Regions from separate parts of the Homo sapiens genome. Here region 1 is linked to region 2. Evidence: chromatin loops called from intact Hi-C (ENCODE). Cell type or tissue: heart left ventricle. All regions are shown on one strand. Each heading gives the region's core, and the rest is flanking DNA. Links, peaks and the distances in the headings are about the cores only. Region 1 has its middle 260 kb from the start of LINC01519. Region 2 has its middle 11 kb from the start of GRID1.

Region 1 (2,916 bases), core at 291-2,790, 1.4 Mb before region 2:
GCTGGGATTACAGGCATGAACCACCGCGCCCAGCCTGTTTCCTGCTTCTGATGTAAGCAGTCTTCAGTGAGGTTAGGCAGGCAGGAGCAGGGTAGAAAGGAGGAAGTGGAGGAGGGCAGGCAACTGTTCAGGACAAGGTGCACATGAGCTAGATTGTTAATTTCAATAGTCTTCATGGATCAAACTGTCTTATTATCTTCTGCAGTTAAGCATCTTGACAAAAGCAGTTATTTCTTCCCCAGCTCCTCCCTTTTGATGACATTCGTGGCTGTTAACTCATTAATTTATGCAGTGTCACCAATTCTCAGAAAAGGATGATTTCCATTGAGGCTAATGAGGTGACACCCAATGAACAAGGCTGATGTGTAAAGGAGACTCAGCTGTTGGTAAGCAGCTCCATGTGTCTCTTGCAATTCCAGATGAAGCTACTGCCAGTGAGGCCAGAGGCCTTGGTCCTATTGAGTATCAGAATGTATCCTTCACAAATCGGGAAGTCTCCTCCATGAGAGACATAGTACCCAGAAGGCTGGGGTCACCTTTGGCCAGACTTGGGTAGCTTATTAATCTTCCATAGCATTGATGTTTGCTAAAATGCTTGGCTGACGATTAAAAGATCAACCTAAAAGCATTACAATGTGGTTTCCAATCTTGGAGTTCCTAGGTCATAGGCTAAAACTGGTAATCAGTTGAATGCTGTTGAACAAGATGGATAAGGAAAAGAAAATATTTGAAAAGTATGCAGAACCAGAACCTTTTGGTGAGACCAGACTGTGTGCATAAATATCAAATTAGGGCTAGTCTGCAGGTCAGGCCACTTCTTTTATCACCAAGATGACCTGCATCACTGCAAACATGATGCAGTGGGGGGCCTGTGTTTATTGCTTGCTGTGTTAACAGCAAGATTTGTGTCTCCGGCAAGACTAATTTAATTGGTTCATTTACTCATTTCACAAATATTTGAGCGCCAAGTATGAGTCAGGCACTATTCTAGGCTCTGGGAAATCAGTGATGACAAGGACCAGTCCGTGTGCTCAGGAAGAGAGCATCATGTTGGAAGAAATGGACAATTAATAGGTTGATAGGTACATATGCAATGTAATTTCAGGTGCATAAGACTACAAGGAAAAATAAAGCAAGACTAAATGGAAGGTGACAGGGAGTGAAAGAGCTATTTCAGAAGAAGCATTTGGGGAACTCTCTAAGGGGATTATACTTGGGCAAAGGGCTAAATGAAGTGAAGAAGTAAAATACAAGACCTGGGGGAATTGCAACAAGAAATGCTGTTGGCTCTACCTCCCAATTATATACAGAATATACACACTTCTCCCAACCTTCATGGCCAAATCTCTGACCCCATTAGCATTAATTCCTTATTGTGGGTCACCCAATGGCCTCCAGACCAATATCCTTGCTTTACTCTCTCTTCCCTCCCATCACACACAGTCTATTCTTAACACAATGTCCAGAACACATCTTTAAAATTCTGTCATTTAATGCCATTTTGGTGCTAAAAATCCTGAATGGCTCCCTATTTTGTTCAGCATCAAATTTCAAGTTCTTACCATGGCCTAGGAGGACTGATGAGCTCTAGTTATTTCCTGTGGATCTGTGAACAGGATGAGTGCTGTGTGCAATATAGGGATGAACACTTGTTCCCCATTGCCATCCTAAACCCTGGAGGAACAAAGGTTTCTGCTGCTTCCATTTCCAGCTTTCTAGGCCTGTTGTTGACTCTGGACATACATGAGGAGGCTGGAAACAGTGGAGACTGTAATAAGAGTTTAGGAATAAGAGAGCTTCCTATCTCCCCGTCTCATTCCTGGAAAACAATGAGAGGATTTGGTAAATGGCAAGGCATCAAACTTGGTATATTGGTTAGGGTGGGTAAAATGCACAGCCTCCAATTTTAATATTTTAAAACAATAAAAGTTTATCTGGGGTCCATGCAAAGTTTGGGGGTTGAGGGTGTTCATTCTACTAGAACTGAGATCCACTAGGACCCAGAGATTTTCTCTATCTGGTGGTTTAAAGAAGAAAGAGAGAAAACATGGAGGATGGCACAAAATATTTTGGAGCTTGGTCTGGAAGTGGTATAGATCACTTTCTACCTACATTCCACTGGCCAGAGCAGATCATATGCCCACCTCCTTACAAAAAGGCAGGAAAGTGTTGTTTCTTATGTGCCTAGGAAGGGGAAATTTTGGTGAAGATCTGGTCATGTTCTGCTACCCCTGGAAGAGCTGGATCATGGAATGTGAGTTGGTCTAAATGTTGAAAATTTCAGGCAAAGGAAATGACATACAGGGCACAGTCCAGTACAGACACCAGAGAAGTCAAGGCATATTTCGGGACTTTACATGTCTTTTTTGACTTGAGAGAAGGGTATTAGTGGGGAGAATGTTATGAGTTAACACCTGAGAGAAAGGCTGCGGTCAGACTCTGTGGTGCCCTCTGTGCCATGCGAAAGTGTTTGGGCTTTGCTCTGTAGTAAAGAGGAAGAGGCCATCAAAAGACTTTAAATAAAGGATTTTCATGTTTAGAGTGATATTTTGGAAAGTCATTCTAAAATGGAGGAAAAGACTAGAAGCAAGGACATCATCAGGAGGCTGCTACTTCTAGTATTCCCTATCTCAGAGATTCTCAAACTTGACTCACACATAAGCTATGTTTTCCAACTTTACACAGCACTGATATATTTATGTATAGATATATACATATCGCATATGCACATATATAAAACAGTTCATGATAGTTTGTATTATAATATATTTTATTTTTTTAAATGATGGCTGCCACACATTAAATTGAATTCTCTACCCTCTAATGGATTGTAAACTGCACTGTGAAAACTACTGCCCTATTTTATTAAAAGACAGCACCCTGCAGACAGTCTCCAGGCCCAAATCTGGGCATCAT
Region 2 (2,916 bases), core at 246-2,745:
AGAATAAATACCTAGCAGTGGAATTGCTGGGTCAAAGGTTATGCGTCATTTAAGTCTCTAATACATAGTTCCAAAATTGCCCTCCAAAGCTGTTTTTAAAACCAGTCTACGTTTCCATGGGCAATTCATGAAAGTGTCTGCTTCTCTGCACCTTCAGCAACACTAAGCGTTATTCTTTGTTTCATTCTTGATAAATGAAAAATTGCATCTCTAAGTTGTTTTAGGGTGCATTTCCTACCCACTGGGAACACTGACTGTTCTTTTGCCAGTGTGTGGCTCTTTGTGGGGTCACCTGAGGGTAGCGGCCTGCATCTACCATCATCTGTTGAAGGTCTGTGACCATAGAAGGGAGGGTCTCCTTGGCCTATGGGCCAGTGATCAAGCCTCTCCAGGAAATGTTGGGGAGAGTAGCCAAAGGCTAGACTTCTGGAGTCCACGAGATTTCCAGACTGGAATCATCTGGAATCATGGAGCTGACCTTCCTTCACAGGAGGCCGGGCCATCCCCGTGATCCCCTGCTAAGGGTCATGGTGGGCAGGACAGACACAAGTCCTAATGTGGACCCAGAGCCTGGTGGTTGGGGGTGAGGGGAGACCTTGGGTAGGCCCAGGCGAGGACTGGACGTTTTTGGGGACTGGCAGGGAAGGGAAGCTAATGCCAGGCCCTGAGACCTGGAAGGCTGTTACGGACTCTGAGATGCCCGAGGGAGTTGAATAAGGAGGAAGGAGGGGCCATCCAGGAAGCAGGCTGAGCACAAGCAAAGGCCCAGAGCAGGTTCAAGCATGGGGTGGGCTCAAGCCCAGATCAGGACCACACGGCCCGCGCATCCTCTCCGCCACACTCCCTCCCCAGAGGCCGCGCGCGCCCGCATGCCCCGCTCAGGCCCAGCTCGTCCGCAACCTAATGAAAGCCGAGGTGGGGGTTGTCCAAACATCTCCCGACCCTCACTCTGTGCCTGACCTGGGCCGCGCCCTGAGCCACCGCGCAATTGCCCACATTTCACAGATGGGGGGATTGTGCACGGACCAAGAATGGTCAAGGGCCTCCAGGCCCCACGAGGGGCCGAGAAATAGCCACGCGCGCCGGGGGTTTGAGGGCTGGAGAACCTCATGGAAGAGGCGGTGGGGCGCCCTGCCCCAAGAGACCCCGGGCTGAACAGAGACAGCGGTCTCCGGCCCCCGTGCCCGCCCTACTGGGCTGACGGCTACACGGGCTGGTCTGCCGATTCCGCAGGTGACAGCGCGAGGGACGCAGCGAGGGCGCAGGCCGCCGCGAGGCGCGGTTTCCAAGCCCAGTCGCCGGCGCCGCCCAGGAGCAGCCGCAGTGCAATGCTGCCCCCTGCCGGCAACCGCGGGAACGGGCCCCAGGCGCTGCCGCGCGAGCCGCCCCAGGAGGGAGGACCTGTCCCAAGGATAACCGCACCTCTACGTGGTCCGGAAGGCCTGCACGCTGATGGGCGGTGGGAAGCCCAACAGGGCCTGGTCTCAGTGAAAATAACAGCAATAGCCCACATTTACATAGCGTTTACTACGAGACAGGCACTATTTTAATGCTTTGCATACATTAACTCATGTAATCCTCACCCAATCCTTCACAAGGGAGGCGCTCTTATTATTCCCATTTTACAGAGCAGTAAATGGAGGCACAAGAGAGTTATGTAACATGCCCAGCTGGTATGTGGCAAAATAGGATTTGAACCCAGGCATTCTGGCTCCCCAGCCCACGTCTTTGAACTATCTGCCAGTCAGAAAAGCCAGTGGGGGATCCACTTTACACAGCCCAGCACCCCTGTGTAAATTCCTGCGGATTTCTAGAGCCCAACCCCCATGGTCAGCCCCTGCTGCAAATAACAGGCAGGCGTCCTATAGCGTGGATCATTAACCATTCTCCGTCTGGACCACACACGGAGGGACTGGGACCCTGGATTTCCCAGGGGTCTGTTGGAGACTGCCTGAGCCTTCCCTGAGAGCCTTAAAAGGCCAGGATCCAAAGAGGTGACCCCAGTGTCCTCCTCCTCAGGCCATCCAAGATCCGAAGCAGGAAGAGGGCCTGGGTGAGCTCAGCTTTTGTGAAGAGCTCACTGTGTGCAGCATCTGTCCTGGCAGCCCCCAGTTCTTGCCGCTTCCCCCTCACCCTGATTCCTGCCAAAGTTTCAGGCTCAGCTCTGTCAAAACAGTAAGTCAAATTGTGACAGTCCTACTTAAAGCTCTTTACTACAACTCAACAACAAAACCAACCTGATTAAAAAATCAGGCAAAGGACATGAATAGACGTATCTCCAAAAATGAGATATAAATGACCAATAAGCACATGAAAAGATGCTCAACATCACTAGCCATTAGGGAAATGCAATAAAAACCACAATGAGATACCACCTCACATCCATTACACACTAATCACAATCAATCAATAAATCAAGCAAGGATGTGGAGAAATTGGAACCCTTGTGAATTGTTTGTGGGAACGTAAGAGGGTGCAGCCGCTATGGAATACAGTAGGCCATTTCTCAAAAAATTGAAAATAGAACTACCATATGATTTTCAATTTAACCGAAAGGGTCAAAATCTCACTTAAAGAGTATATTAAGTGCAAAGTTCAAGGACAAGTGGTCCAGGAAGCAAAGATTCCAAAGGATGGAAGTCAGTGTAGATCCAAAGTGTAGAAGTTTAGGATCGTGCATACAGATAAAGTTTAGGGAAGCTTAACAGAACATTTAACATCTTTTTATGTAAGACTTAATACATAGTTACAATGATCTGATTAGTCAAGATGGTCTTTTTCTTCTGGGAAAGGTACACTTAACATTCCACACTGAAGATATAACTATCATGGGGTCTTGGCTGCTATCTGGTCTAAGTTAGGTACAGGACAATAAAAAAGGCAGTTAATTTATAACAAAGATCAGTGACTGGAAGG

The links. Hi-C counts contacts between places; a loop is a spot of excess contacts. Peaks named below come from ENCODE experiments on the same cell type or tissue, not always from the same donor. Only the 100,000 strongest peaks of a DNase experiment are listed, where the experiment ranks them.
Region 1: it touches region 2 in a loop (5-fold over the local background); 16 of 110 quality-filtered maps call a loop at or near these places.

The regions. Positions count from the first base shown.
Region 1 is chr10:84,933,540-84,936,455 of GRCh38, forward strand. No RefSeq gene overlaps it. Among named protein-coding and RNA genes, the nearest start is that of LINC01519, 260 kb to the right of the region's middle. In heart left ventricle, for the core only: no CTCF peak of the experiment used is centred there; no DNase peak of the experiment used is centred there.
Region 2 is chr10:86,376,073-86,378,988 of GRCh38, forward strand. No RefSeq gene overlaps it. Among named protein-coding and RNA genes, the nearest start is that of GRID1, 11 kb to the left of the region's middle. RefSeq lists an enhancer at 1,002-1,544 and silencers at 1,022-1,220, 1,180-1,474, 1,324-1,373, 1,384-1,443. In heart left ventricle, for the core only: a CTCF peak has its summit at 1,342 (motif pointing left); a DNase peak (open chromatin) is centred at 1,329; H3K4me3 peaks cover 310 bases; H3K27me3 peaks cover 2,163 bases.